Linked DNA regions of Homo sapiens: region 2 is linked to region 1. Evidence: read pairs that join two places in POLR2A ChIA-PET (ENCODE). Cell type or tissue: PC-9. All regions are shown on one strand.

Region 1 (8,000 bases):
TTTCAGAGAATTCCAAGATTTATGTTAATGTGGGGTTTTATTCTGTTGTCTATATTTTATTCTCAAACTTCTCTATGTGTCTTGTTTTTATTTCTATTTAGACATGGGGTCTCCCTATGTTACCCAGGCATAACTCAAATGCCTAAGCAGAAGCAATGCTCCCATCTCAGCTTCCCAAGAAGCTAGGGCTACAGGCATGCACCACTATACTTGGTATGTCATTTTATTTTTTTGCATATCTAGTTCTTTCATGTTTTCTTTTGCTCTGTTGAAATATAAAATAAATGCAGTTAAGAGCAATCATATTAAGTATAAACATTAATGAATATTTACACGTGTATAAACTTTCATAAACACCATTCACATCAAGATCTACAACACTTCTAACATGCCAGATGCTCTATTATGCCTGTTACAAGTACATTTGCCTCAGAGAATGAGGTGTTATTCTGACAGAAGGTTGATTTTGTCAATGAGGGTTATACTCTACCAATGTAAAAAAATGGAGGACTTCTGGCAAGATGGCTGAATAGGAAGAGCTCCAGTCTGCAGCTCCCAGCGAGACTGACACAGAAGGTGGTGATTTCTGCATTTCCAACTGAGGCACCTGGTTCATCTCAATGGGACTGGTTGGACAGTGGGTGCAGCCCATGGAGGGAGAGCAGAAGCAGGGTGGGACATCGCCTCACCCTTGAAGTGCAAAACGTCGGGGAATTCTCACCCCTACCCAAAGGGAGCCATGAGGGACTGCGCCATGAGGAATGATGCACTCCGACCCAGATACTGTTTTCCCCATGGTCTTCACAACCCCCAGGCCAGGAGATTCCCTCCAGTGCCTACACCACCAGGACCCTGGATTTCAAGCACAAAAGTGGGCAGCCGTTTGGGCAGACACTGAGCTAGCCGCAGTTTTTTTTCATAACACGGTGGCACCTGGAATGCCACTGAGACAGAACCATTCACTCCCCTGGAAAGGGGACTGAAGCCAGGGAGCCAAGTGGTATAGCTTGGTGGGTCCCACTTGAATGGAGCCTAGCAAGCTAAGATCCACTGGCATGAAATTCTCGCTGTAGGCACAGCAGTCTGAGGTTGACCTGGGAAGCTCAAGTTTGGTGAGGGGAGGGATGTCTGCCATTGGTGAAGCATGGGTAGGCAGTTTTACCCTCACAGTGTAAAGAAAGCCACTGGGAAGTTAGAAATGGGCGGAGCCCACCACAGCTCAGCAAGTCCACTGTGGCCAGACTGCCTCTCTAGATTCCTTCTCTCTGGGCAGGGCATCTCTGAAAATAAGGCAGCAGTCGAAGTCAGGGGCTGACAGAGTACCTGGGGGGAAGGGGTGGCTGTGGGCACAACTTCAGCAGAGTTAAATGTCCCTGCCTGATGGCTCTGAAGACAGCAGCAGATGTCCTGGCACAGTGTTCAAGCTCTGCTAAGGGTCAGACTGCCTCCTCAAGTGGGTCGCTCACCCCCGTGTATCCTGACAGGAAGACACCTCCCAGTAGGGCCTAACATACACCTCATATAGGAGAGCTCTGGCTGGCATCTGGCAGGTGCCCCTCTCGGACAAAGCTTCCAGAGGAAAGAACAGGCAGCAATCTTTGCTGTTCTGCAGCCGCTGCCGGTGATACCCAGGAAAACAGGGTCTGGAGTGGACCTCCAGCAAACACCAGCAGACCTGCAGCAGAAGGGCCTGTTAGAAGGAATACTAACAAGCAAAAAGGAATAGCACGTTCAGTCAGAGACCCCATCGGAAGATCACTAACATCAAAGACCAAAGGTAGATAAATCCACAAAGATGGGGAGAACCCAGTGCAAAAAGCCTGAAAATTCCAAAAACCAGAATGCCTCTTCTCTTCCAAAGGATCACAACTCCTCACCAGCAAGGGGACAAAACTGGATGGAGAATGAGTTTGATGAATTGACAGACTTCAGAAGATGGGTAATAACAAACTCCTCTCAGCTAAAGGAGCATGTTCTAACCCGATGCAAGGAAGCTAAGAACCTTGAGAAAAGGTTAGACAAATTGCTAACTAGAATAACCAATTTAGAGAAGAACATAAATGACCTGATGGGGCTGAAAAACACAGCACAAGAACTTCGTGAAGCATACGCAAGTATCAATACCCAAACCAATCAAGTGGAAGAAAGGATATCAGAGATTGAATATCAACTTAATAAAATAAAGTGACAAGACAAGGTTAGAGGAAAAAAATAAAAAGGAATGAAGAAAGCCTCCAAGAAATATGAGACTATGTGAAAACACCAAATCTACATTTCATTGCTGTACCTGAAAGTGATGGAGTGATGAAACCAAGTTGGAAAGCACTCTTCAGGATATTATCCAGGAGAATTCCCCCAACCTAGCAGGAAAGCCCAACATTCAAATTCAGGAAATACAGAGAACACCACAAAGATACTCCTTGAGAAGAGCAACCCCAAGACACATAATTGTCAGATTCACCAAGGTTGAAATGAAAGAAAAAATATTAAGGACAGCCAGAGAGAAAGTCTGGTTTATCCACAAAGGGAAGCCCAGCAGACTTACAGTGGATCTCTCTGCAGAAACCCTACAAGCCAGAGGAGAGGGGGGCCAATATTCAACATTCTTAAAGAAAAGAATTTTCAACCCAGAATTTCATATCCAGCCAAACTAAGCTTCATAAGTGAAGGAGAAATAAAAGCCTTTACAGACAAACAAATGCTGAGAGATTTTGTCATCACCACCAGGCTGGCAAATTGGATAAAGAGTCAAGACACATCTGTGTGCTGTATTCAGAGAACCATCTCATGTGAAAAAGACACACATAGGCTAAAAATAAAGGGATCGGGGAATATTTACCAAGCAAATGGAAAGCAAAAAAAAGCAGGGGTTGCAATCCTAGTCTCTGATAAAACAGACTTTAAACCAACAAAGATCAAAAGAGACAAAGAAGGCCATTATATAATGGTAAAGGGATCAATTCAACAAGAAGAGCTAACAATCCTAAATATATAAGCACCCAATACAGGAGCACCCAGATTCATAAAGCAAGTTCTTAGAGACCTACAAAGAAACACAGACTCCCACACAATAATAGTGGGAGATTTTAACACCATACTGTCAATATTAGACAGATCAACAAGACAGAAAATTAACAAGGATATTCAGGACTTGAACTTAGCTCTGGACCAAGTAGACCTAATAGACATCTATGGAACTCTCCACCCCAAATCAACAGAATATACATTCTTCTTAGCACCTCATTGCACTTATTCTAAAATCAACCACATAATGGGAAGTAAAACACTCCTCAGCAAATGCAAAAGAATGGAAATCATAACAAACATTCTCTCAGACCACAGTGAAATCAAATTAGAACTCTGAATTAAGAAACTCACTCAAAATTGCACAACTACATGGAAACTGAACAACCTGCATGACTACTGGGTAAATAATGAAATTAAGGCAGAAATAAAGACATTCTTTCAAACCAATCAGAACAAAGACACAATGTACCAGAATCTCTGGGACACATTTCAAGCAGTGTGTAGAGGGAAATTTATAGCAGTAAATGCCCACAAAAGAAAGCAGGAAAGATATAAAATTGACACCCTAACATCACAATTAACAGAACTATAGAAGCAACAGCAAAGAAATTCAAAAGTTAGCAGAAGACAATAACTAAGATCAGAGCAGAACTGAAGGAGATAGAGGCACAAAAAACCCTCCAAAAATAAATGAATCTAGAACCTGTTTTTTTGAGATCAACAAAATAGATAGACCGCTAGCCAGAGTAATAAAGAAGAAGAGAGAGAAGAATCAAATAGACACAATAAAAAATGATAAAGGGGATATCACCACTGATCCCACAGAAATACAAACTACCATCAGAGAATACTATAAACACCTCTACATGAATAAACTAGAAAATCTAGAAGAAATGGATAAATTCCTGGACACATACACCCTCCCAGTCTAAACCAGGAAGAAGTCAAATCCCTGAATAGACAAATAATAGGTTGTGAAATTGAGGCAGTAATTAATAACCTTTCAACCAAAAAAAGTCCAGGAACAGACTGATTCACAGCCGAATTCTACCAGAAGTACAAAGAGGAGCTGATACCATTCCTTCTGAAACTATTCCAAACAGTAGAAAAAGAGGGAAACCTCCCTAACTCATTTTATGAAGCCAGCATTATCCTGATATCAAAACCTGTCAGAGAAACAAGAAAAAAAGTTTTCAGGACAAAATCCTGGATGAACATCAATGCGAAAATCCTCAATAAAATACTGGCAAACCGAATCCAGCAGCACATCAAAAAGCTTATCTACCATGATCAAGTCGGCTTCATACCAGGGATGCAAGGCTGGTTCAACATACACAATTCAATAAATGTAATCCATCACATAAACAGAACCAGTGACAAAAACCACATGATTATTTCGATAGATGTAAAAAAGTCCTTTGACAAGATTCAACACCTCTTCATGCTAAAAACTCTCAATAAACTAAGTACTGATGGAACGTATCTCAAAATAATAAGAGCTACTTATGACAAACCCACAGTCAATATCATATCAAATGGGCAAAAACTGGAAGCATTCCCTTTGAAAACCAGCACAAGACAAGGATGCCCTCTCTCACCACTCCTATTCAACATAGTTTTGGAAGTTCTGGCCAGGGCAATCAGGCAGGAGAAAGAAATAAAGGGTATTCAAATAGGAAGAGAGGAAGTCAAATCGTCTCTGTTTGCAGATGACATGATTGTATATTTAGAAAACCCCATCGTATCAGCCCAAAGTGTCCTCAGCTGATAAGCAACTTCAGCAAATTCTCAGGATAAAAAATCAATGTGCAAAAATCACAAGCATTCCTACATGCCAATAACAGACAAACAGAGAGCCAAATCATGAGTGAACTCCCATTCACAATTGCTACAAAGAGAATTAAAAACCTAGGAATACAACTTACAAGAGATGTGAAGGACCTCTTCAAGGACGACTGCTAAGAGCTGCTCAAGGAAATAAGAGAAGACACAAGCAAATGGAAAAACATTCCATGCTCATGGATAGGAAGAATCAATATCGTGAAAATGGCCAAACTGCCCAAAGTAATTTATTGATTCCATTCCATTCCCATCAAGCTATCATTGACCTTCTTCACAGAATTGGGAAAAACTACTTTAAATTCCATATGAAATGTATGTCTTGGCCTGCATAGTCAAGACAATCCTAAGCAAAATGAGCAAAGCTGGAGGCATCACTCTACCTGACTTCAAACTATACTACAAGTCTACAGTAACCAAAACAGCATGGTACTGGTACCAAAACAGATATATAGACCAATGAAACAGAACAGAGGCCTCAGAAATAACACCACACATCTACAACCATCTGATCTTTGACAAACCTGACAAAAACAAGCAATGGGGAAAGCATACCCTATTTAATAAATGGTGTTGGGAAATCTGGCTAGCCATATGCAGAAAACTGAAAGTGGACTCCTTCCATATACCTTATACAAAAATTAACTCAAGATGGATTAAGGACTTAAGACCTAAAACCCTAAAAACCACAGAAGAAAATCTAGGCAATACCATTCAGGACATAGGCATGGGCAAGGACTTCATGAGAAAACACCAAAAGCAATGGCAACAAAAGCCAAAATTGACAAATGGAGTCTAATTAAACTAAAGAGCTTCTATGTAGCAAAAGAAACTATCATCAGAGTGAACAGGCAACAAACAGAATGGGAGAAAATTTTTTCAATCTATCCATCTGACAAAGGGCTAATATCCAGAATCTACAAGGAACTTAAGCAAATTTACAAGCAACGAACAACCCCATCAGAACAGACACTTCTCAAAAGAGGACATTTATACAGCCAACAAACATATGAAAAAAAGCTCATCATCACTGGTCATAGAAATACCATTTGACCCAGTAATCTCATTACTGGGTATACACCCAAAGGATTATAAATCATTCTCCGATAAAGACACACACACACACACACACACACACACACATATATTTTTATTGTGGCACCATTCACAATCGCAAAGACTTGGAACCAACCCAAATGCCCATCAATGATAGAATGGATAAAGAAAATGTGGCACATATATGCCATGGAATACTATGCAGCCATAAAAAAGGATGAGTTCATGTCCTTTGCAGGGACATGATGAAGCTGGAAACCATCACTCTCAGCAAACTAACACAGGAACAGAAAACCAAACACCACATGTTCTCACTCATAAGTGGGAGTTGAAAAATGAAAACACATAGACACAGGGAGGGGCATATCACACACAGCGGGGGCTAGAGGAGGGAGAGCATTAGGAGAAATACCTAATATAGATGATGGGTTGATAGGTGCAGCAAACCACCATGGCACATTTATACCTATGTAACAAACCTGTATATTCTGCACATGTACCCCAGAACTTAAAGTATAAATTTAAAATAAAAACCCTAGAAGAAAATCTAGGCAATACCGTTGAAGACATAGGTATGGGCAAAGATTTCATGATGAAATCTCCAAAAGCAATTATAACAAAAGCAGAAATTGACGACTGGAATTTAATCCAACTTAAGAGCTTCCACACAGCAAACGGAACCATCATCAGAGTGAACAGACAACCTACAGAAGGGGAGACAATTTTTGCAATCTATCTATTGGACAAAGGTCTAATATCCAGAAGCTACATGTAACTTAAACAAATTTAAAAGACAAACACAAATAACACTGTTAAAAAGTGGCGAAGGACATGAACAGACACTTCTTAAAATATACACATGCGGCCAAAAAATATATGAAAAAAAGCTCCTAAATAATAAGTGTATTATTAGAGAAATGCAAATCAAAATGACAATGATATACATGACATACCATGTCATGCCAGTCAGAATGGCTATTATTAAAAAGTCAAAAATCAACAGATGCTGGCAAGATTGTGGAGAAAAATGAAAACTTTTACACTGTTGGTGGGAGTGTAAATTAGTTTCACGGTGGTTTGCACTGTGAAAGACAGTGTTGTGATTTTTCAAAAATCCAGAGGCAGAAATACCATTTGACCCAGCAATCCCATTAGTAGGTATATATCCAAAGGAATATATATCATTCTATTATAAAGATATATGCATGCATATGTTTATTGCAGCACTACTCGCAATAGCGAAGATATGGAATCAACCTAAATGCCCATCAATGATAAACTGGATAAAGAAAATGTGGTACATACACACCATGGAATACTATACAGCCATAAAAAGGAATGAGATCATCTCCTCTGCAGGGACATGGATGGAGTTGGAAGCCATCACCCTCAGCAAACTAATGCAGGAACAGAAAACAAAATACCACATGTTCTCACTTATTAGTGGGAGCTTGATGATGAGAACACATGGACACCTAGAGGGAAGCAACACACACTGGGGCCTCTTGGAGCAGGGAGCTGGGGGAGGGAGAGCTTCAAGAGGAATAACTAATGGATGCTGGGCTTAATACCTAGGTAATGCTATGATCTTTGCAGCAAACCACGATGGCACATGTTTACTTATGTAACAAACCTGCATATCCTGTATGTGTACTCCAGAACTTAAAAGTTGAAAAAAAAAAAACAAAGAATGTGCAGACGTACTGACATCAGGGAATTGAGATCAGGATATCTGAAATCATCTGCCCACCACTGCCCCAAGTGACTCATTTTGGTGGGTGAGGGAGGAGCTATGGGGACGGACAGAAAGTGGGGCTTTTTAAATTAAAGTTTGATGATGCAATGGGGAAGCAAATTGTTCTGATCATGGTCAAGCAGCTTGATCAGACTCACCTTCCCATGGATAACTCTGTCTAAAATGGAGAAATTACTCACAGGAAAACAGTTCATGGAAGTCAGTGTCATCCACTTCAAGTAGATTCTGGAGGTGATGCCTATAAAAAGGAATTGCAAGGAGTGAAGTATTTGAGGGCACAGCTTTTCACCAATACATGCCCCATGAATGGCTTCCCTTATGC
Region 2 (8,000 bases), 80 kb after region 1:
TGTGGAGTATAAGGCAATATCATGTGATAAGAATGAAAAAATGATGGGGTACAAGTCTGAGTGGAGGATGTTTAAAATTATCACTGCTGAAAATGGAAGAAAGAGTAGATTATGAAAATAAAGGAGAAATGGGTTATGATAAGAGCACATTTGAGGTTGGAGAGCATTAATCTTCAAAGTCACTAACTATTTAGTTGTGTCATTTTCTCCAATATCACTCTAAAACACAGATGAAAAGCATGGTAAAAGTGGACAGTTAGATTGGAACAGGATTAACATTTTGCCAAGAAGGTGCAATAAAAGGGCAGCAGGCAAGGGATATAGGGATATTGGCATTAAGATGAAAGACTAAGAAACTAAGCTGATCAGAGAAGGAAGGGAATTCAAGAAAAGGCAGATCAGTGGTGAGAAGACAAGGCACTGGAGATGTCAATGGAGCTGGAAGGACTGAAGATAATTGTCTTAGTCTGCTCAGGCTGCTGTAACAAAATATCATAGATTGAGTGGCTTAAACAACCAAAGTTATTTTTCTCACAGTTCTAGAGGCTGGAAGTCCAAGATCAGAGTGCCAGAAAGGCCGGGTTTTAGGAAGAGTCCTCTTCTAGGTTGCAGACTACCAACTTCTCATGGTGTTCTCACAGACAGGGAGAGAGAGAGAGACCAAGCTCTTTCCAAGCTCTTTAGTGTCTTTCAGTTTGTTTGTTTGTTTTTAAAGAGAGGCAGGGTCTTGCTTTATTGCCCCAAACTAGAGTGCAGTGGTGTGACCATAGCTCCCTGCAGCCTCAAACTCCTGGGATCAAGAGATTCTCCAACCTCAGCCTCTCAAACAGTTGGGACTACAGGTGTGCACCACCATGCTTGCTATTTATTTTATTTTATTTTTTAGCACAGACACAGACTTGCTATGTTGCCCAGACTGGTTTCAAACTCCTGGCCTCAGGGACCTTCCCACCTCAGCAACCCAGCATATCCAAGATGACAGACACAATTCACTGTGCCCAGCATCTCTTCTTATAAGGGCACTAATCCCATCATGAGAGTGCCACCCTCATGACCTCATCTAAACCCAATGACCTCCCAAAGGCCTCATCTCCAAATACCATCACAGTGAGCAGTAGGGAATTAGCACATAAATTTTGAGGAGACACATCACACTCCCTGGAGATCAGGATCAAGGAAGGAAGAGACTGGGGGTAGAACTGATCATTCATATGGCTGCAGGAGGCACTAGGGATGACAGCGGGACCTGGAATCAAAGGAAAGATAATGAACCTCATGCTGAAGGCCTTAATGGATAAGGAATGACTGAGAGGTTGGTAAATTATAGACAACAAAGAGTGGTATAGGGTGGTAAATGTAAATGGCATGAATCTCAAAAAGACAAGGGAATTGCACATAGCGTCAGAGAAGTAATGGTCAGAAGGTGGTATTGGGAGCTCAAAAGATGCCAAACCCAAGGAATATAAAAGGATCAACATCCCCCACTTGAAAAAAATAAGTAGAAACCTCTTCCCATGGAAGAGCCAGGTCTCTGGAAAGGTAACTGATGAAGAGAACATCCAGTAAAGAGGATATAGATGTGGATGTAGAATAGTTCCTTAACCACTCAATTGATGTTCTATCTAGACACCATGTGAAAAGTTTCTGGAAGGAAAGAGTCAGGGAACAAACAGTCCTGTTCCTGCAACATGAGGATGAAAATAAGCAGGAAAGCTTATATGATGGAAACACCACAGATAAGAATGTAGAGCTGGTACCTTAGGCTGGTGGCCAAATTTTTACATGAATTGGTTTCAGTGTTTTCCAGGTAGATAGGAACAAAAGAAAATAGAGAAGTGGGCCAGGAGCAGTGGCTCACGCCTGTAATCCCAGCACTTTGGGAGGCCAAGGCAGGCAAATCACAAGGTCAAGAGATTGAGACCATCCTGGCCAACATGTGAAACCCTGTATTTACTAAAAATACAAAAAATTAGCCGGGTGTGGTGGCACGCACCTGCAGTCCCAGCTACTCGGGAGGCTGAGGCAGGAGAATCACCTGAATCTGGGAGGCGGAGGTTGCAGTGAGCCAAGATCGCACCACTGCACTCCAGCCTGGGGACAGAGTGAGACTCCATCTCAAAAAAAAAAAAGAAAAAGAAAAAGAAAATAGGGAAGTGTTGCCTGGATTAACTGCATTCACTGCCAGATGGTCCATAAAATAGGCTTCCTGAGAAGCAAAAACACAAAATATTTTTGAGAGAATTGAATACCCAATGTTTTTAAAACATTCAAATAGCATGGGAGAAATAAGAATTTGTGGTGGGGGGCAGGGGGATTTCTTACATTTGTTTTATATATTACTACTGTTTTTATTAATTATACTAAGAAGGGAATTCCATAATCTTGGTAACACCAAAGCCTTTTTATAGGACTTAGTTCTGTCATACGTCCAAAAAAAATTCTTTGGTGACTAAGAAAACCTCAGACTGTGTGGGAGAAGACAAAACAGCCAAATTGATAGCCTAGGCTCTGGGGAGAGGTCTATAGTTTGAGGACCCTGGTGGAGCTATGTAGTTCCATATGGCTCAGGAAACATCCTCACTTAGAAAGCTAAAGAAAATTCAGAACACAAGGTTCAAAACTTTGAGACCTCATAGTCAAGCTCACGCTTGGTACGCAAGTTACAATTCAAAACTGTAAAAGAGGGAACTTGAGAAATGATCAAATTCTGTCTCAGATTCTGTCTATACTACACTCACAGATCCATTTAATTACATCCAAAGAGTTGACATTTTCAGCACCCAGGACTCATTGCATTGTATTTCCCCACTGATCTCAGGTTGTGAATGATTCTGTCTAGCAAGAAAACAGCACATCTTAGGCAGTAATGATTTTGGCTTTATCTTTCTTTTTATGAAATACAAATATAACTGACACTCAGAACATCTGAAATAAGGCAAGGTTGATACACTAAGTTGATATGACTCCAGCAACACCTAATAAACTTGGCATTTTTAGTTAGTCACACAACCTGCATGGGAGAAAATGTACATCTTCCATTTAATTGTAATGTACTGGCAATAGCTAAGGAGTCTTGTGTTTTGTGAGCATTATTTGGGATGCAAGTGATGGAAACATATTTCAAACAAGCCTGAGCAAAAGTGGAAATTATAAGTCCATTTTGCTGGGAATAGCTTCAAGGCTTACGGAATCAAGACTGGAGAGGCCAAAACACCAGGACTAAAAAAACTCTTAAAACATCAGCTCTCTCTTTCTCTCCCTCTCAATTGCTCCATCTGCTTTTTTCTCTGAGTTGTTCTCTGATGAGTTTCTTCCACAAAGCAGACAAGATTAACACCAGCAACTCTGGAGTCACCACTCCTTCAGACAAGATCAAAATAGCCCTACTTCTACCTCTACTTTGGAAAATTCTTGGAACAGACTCTGATTGTCCATGCTTCTGTCATATGCTTTTCCCTTGGACTATAACTTAAGGGGCCTAACCTGAGACATTTGTTCATGCCAAAAAGTGGATCTACAGAACCATGATTAATAGTCCCACCAGATTAGATGAAGGGAAGGAGGAGTTCTTAAAGGAACCATAAAACTAGTTACTGCGGTACACTAGAGAGAGATTACTATGGCCATCCTCAAAAACATTCAGAATCTGGGGGCTCCCAATTTGTTAGCATGTAAACACAAGAAAATATTAAGTCTCTTTCCGTGTAAGACACAGCAATAGGTACTGGAAAAATAACTATGTAGAAGACAGAAATAATTCCTGTTCTAGGCTGGGAACAGTGGCTCATGCCTATAGTCCCAGCACTTTAGGGGTAAAATTCTAATAAATAAAATTTTCTCCATCCCATTACACCCATGGTTGACTCATCCAAGATCCAGTTCTCATGTCCTCCAAGGTAGACCTCTGTGCCCTCTTTGGGGTGCCCTGCATGTATGCTGAAGTATTTCTCAGCAGCCAACAATTACTTATTTTTGAGACATTTATTATTGAAAATCTCAAAAGACAAAAATAGACAAAACTGTATTTGAATTCCCATGCATCCACTGCCCATTTCATCAATTATTACCTAATCCTGTTTTATCATTACTCCTCTACAATCCCAAAAACAATATTTTCTCATAAATAGCTTTAGTATATTTAAAAAAAAGGCACTAAAAAACAAACATATTCTCCAATTATACCTGAAAGTTAACAGTAATTGCCTTTTATTAACAAATATCTACCACTGACATTTTCATCCATCATCTAAGTCATGCATGTTTTCTTGCTACCATTTGTTCCAATTAAGCACACACATTGTGGCTAGTTGGTAAGACTTTTGTGTATCTTTTAATCTATGAATTTCCTCATTACCTTCTTTTTTCCTTGAATTTGTTATTTTAAAAAACTGAGTTGTTGGTTCTTTTGAATATTTCACAGCCTGGATTTTGCTAATTGCAGTATGGTTTACATGTTCTTCTGTTCCCCTGCATTTCCTGTAAATTGACCTAGAGGTTAATTTAGTCACACTCCTGCTTGATTTTTTTTTAATCAAGATTACTTGTTAGACTGTGTAATGTTGTTCTGTTAGGAGGCACATAATGTCTGGTTATGATCAATAACTAGATCCATTAATTTATTGCTTTTTTAAAGAAAAACTTGTCTGCATTTCTTTGAACAGGGTCTACTCTGTGCCACTTCCAAAACAATAAAATTGAAGCCAAGCTCTCTGGGGAAGCCATTGCCACCTTATATTGTCCAGGTAGGAGATCATAGTAATGATTATGACAGATATTATTAAGTGAGCTCTTACAGTTGTTTATCTAAATTTCTGACATAAAGGTAGGCAATGAGGAAAGTCCACCATTCTCTAAATTCACCCCAAGGATAATCTCACATTATTGCTTTTATTTCCACCTCAATATCCTTTTGGAATACAAAGCCCAGACACAGGAATGAGGGAAGGAGATGCTGACAATTTTGCAGAATATCCCTTTAATGTAGTTCAAGTTTCAAATATGGAGAAATCGAATAAAAAAAATTGCTATTAAAAAGATATGTGCAAAATAAAGACAACTATTTTGAATGCACCATAATAAGCATTCTGTACTTGAACTAAAAATATACTAAAGTGGGAAGTCTAAGCCACTAGTCAGCTGCTCGGGTGTCGATTATTATAAATACTGTAATGTGATTCCCAAATGATGTAGCTGAATTCACAGTATGGGCATAGGAAGCAATACTAAGATGGTAGGGCAAATGCTGTGTCTAGGATTTTATTACATAAAAGCAGACTCAAATTAGCAGCACTTATGAAATTACCATTATTCATTTTAAGATAGTCCTTTGCTTTCACGCCTATCTCGCCTTTTTTTAACATTGGTCAAAAGGAAATAGTAAGTTCTCAACCTGAATGAAACAAATATTAGTATTTACTTTAACTATTGTATCATTCTGAAATTGACCCAATTTTGTTAAAGATAATGTTTACTGTAGAGTTCTATTTTTTGTTTTTTGTTTGCCTATCCAGTTTCACTACATATTATTTAACAGGATGTGGAAGTTAACCTAATACATTGAGGTTTATATGTTTGTTTTTTCCAGTAATCATGAATAGGTACTACATTATATTAAATGTGTTTTCTGATCCTATTAAAAAGGTAAAATAGTTTTTCTCTATTAATAGAGTTAATTAAAAATATTTTCAAATGTTAAATTTTCGTTGCATTTCTTTCTTTTTATTTTCTTGGATTTAATTTCTTAATTTTTATTTGTTTGGGCCTTTGCATTTAGAGACATGAATAAAATGAGCATGTAATTTTCCTCTCAAAAAATAAGAAAAAATTAAAATGTTCCTTGCATACTAAAGTATAAACAAAAATGAAATAAATGAAATTGAAAAATAAAATGTTCCTTAGGATTTTCTTAGAAAAAAAATCTTCCTACAAAATCAACAAACCTTAGAACTAAGAAAAACAAATGAGAAAAATACACAAAGAAATAAAATCAGAAGTGAAAGAGGAGAAACTCCAACTCATGCCATAGAAATGTGAAGAATCCCTATAGAATCCCTATGAATAATTATATGTCAACAAAGCCAGGTGTGGTGGTGCATGCCTGAAATCCCAGCACTTTCGGAGGCCGAGGCCAGTGGATCACTTGAGGTCAAGAGTTCAAGACCATCCTGGCCAACATGGTGAAACCCCGTCTTTACAAAAATACAAAAATTAGCCGGGTGTGATGGCAGATGCCTGTAATCTCAGCTACTCAGCAGGCTGAGGCAGGAGAATCCCTTGAACTCAGCAGGCGGGGGTTGCAGGGAGCCAAGATCATGCCACTGCACTCCAGCCTGGGTGACAAGAGCAAAACTCCATCTCAAAAAAAAAGAAAGGAAAAAAATTATATGTCAACAAAATAGACCACTTAGAAAAAATGGATAAAGTCCTAAAAACATACAACCTACCAAGACTGAATCATAAAGAATTAAAAAGTCAGAACATACCAATAACTAACAAAGAGATTAAATTAGTAATCAAAAACCTTCCAACAAAGAAAAGCCCAGCACCAAATGCCTTCACAGATGCATTCTACCAGAATGAGGGACAAAGATGACATGATAATCTCAAAAGACACAGCAAAAGCATTCCACAAGATTCAACACCTTTTGATGATAAAAATTCTCAAGAAATTGGGTAGAGAAGGAACTTACCTCAACACAATAAAGGCCATATATAAAAAGCACATAGCTAACTAACATCATACTCAATGGTCAAAAACTGAAAGCTTTTCTCTCATATCTGGAACAAGGAAATGATACACATTCTCACCACTTCTATCCAACATAGTATTATAATTCCTAGCCAGAGTAAGTAGAAAATAAAAGGAAAAAAGAAGTATTCAAATCAGAAAGGAAGAAGTAAGATTATCTCTGTTTGCAGATTACATGATCTTATAGATGTGCAGAAAATTATATTTCTACATATGGTATAAAGAAAAGTCTAAAGATTAACCAAAAAAATTAGGATAAACAAATTTAACAAAGTTTCAGGATACAAGATCAATACACAAAAATCAGTTGTGTTTCTATACACTACAATAAATTATCAAAAAGGAAATTAAGAAAACAATCTTGGCTGGGCAAGGTGGCTTACACCCGTAATCCCAGCACTTTGGGAGGCCAAGGTGGGCAGATCACTTGAGGCCAGGAGTTCGAGACCAGCCTGGCCAACATGGCAAAACCCCATCTCTACTAAAAATAAAAAAATTAGCCAGGCATGGTGGCATATGACTGTAATCCCAGCTACTCAGGAGGCTGAGGCAGGAGAATCACTTGAACGCGGGAGGTGCAGGTTGTAGTGAGCAGAGATCACACCACTGCACTCCAGCCTGGGTGACACAGCAAGATCTGTCTCAAAAAAAAAAAAAAAAAGTCTAACTCATAGATCTGGAAAGTGAATTGGTGGTTGCCAGGAGCTGGTGGAGAGGAGAAAACAGGAAGGTATCCACCAAGGGGTACAAAATTTCAGCTACACAGACAGTAACTACTAGAGATCTACTGTACAGCATAATGCCAACAGTTAACAACACTGTATTACATACTTAAAATCTTGCTAAGGAGATATATTAAGTGTTCTTATTACCAAAATAATAATAATAATAAGAGGGTGGGAGGAAACTTTTGAAGGTGATGAATAGGTTTATGGCATAGATTGTGGTGACAGTTCCATGGGTGTTTACTTATCTTCAAACTCATCAAGTTGTATACATTAAATATGTATAGCTTTTTGCATGTCAACTATACCTCATTAGAGGGTTTATTTTTTTAATTCAGGTGAGAAAGGAGAAGAGGACCCACACAAAGGGGGAAGATGAAAGAGATATTTTTTAATTTGTCAAATGAAGTATAACTTCATTCCTTACACTCCCTATCCAAAACACGCACACATACAGACACACACACACACACACACACACACACACACTTCCCACAAAGAAAAACAGGCCCAAATGGCTTTGCGGT

The links. Peaks named below come from ENCODE experiments on the same cell type or tissue, not always from the same donor. Only the 100,000 strongest peaks of a DNase experiment are listed, where the experiment ranks them.
Region 2: POLR2A ChIA-PET joins it to region 1 with 10 read pairs; 2 of 35 experiments call an interaction of 5 or more read pairs at or near these places.

The regions. Positions count from the first base shown.
Region 1 is chr10:95,135,379-95,143,378 of GRCh38, forward strand. LOC107984257 (a long non-coding RNA gene) reads right to left here. Exons shown (of 10, transcript XR_007062253.1): 7 at 1-8,000. Among named protein-coding and RNA genes, the nearest start is that of ACSM6, 55 kb to the right of the region's middle. In PC-9, no CTCF peak of the experiment used is centred here; no DNase peak of the experiment used is centred here.
Region 2 is chr10:95,215,230-95,223,229 of GRCh38, forward strand. It overlaps ACSM6 (acyl-CoA synthetase medium chain family member 6), which reads left to right. Exons shown (of 11, transcript NM_207321.3): 9 at 4,662-4,742. The region is part of intron 3 of LOC107984257 (a long non-coding RNA gene); the gene reads right to left. Among named protein-coding and RNA genes, the nearest start is that of ACSM6, 25 kb to the left of the region's middle. In PC-9, no CTCF peak of the experiment used is centred here; a DNase peak (open chromatin) is centred at 6,062; H3K27ac peaks cover 3,151 bases.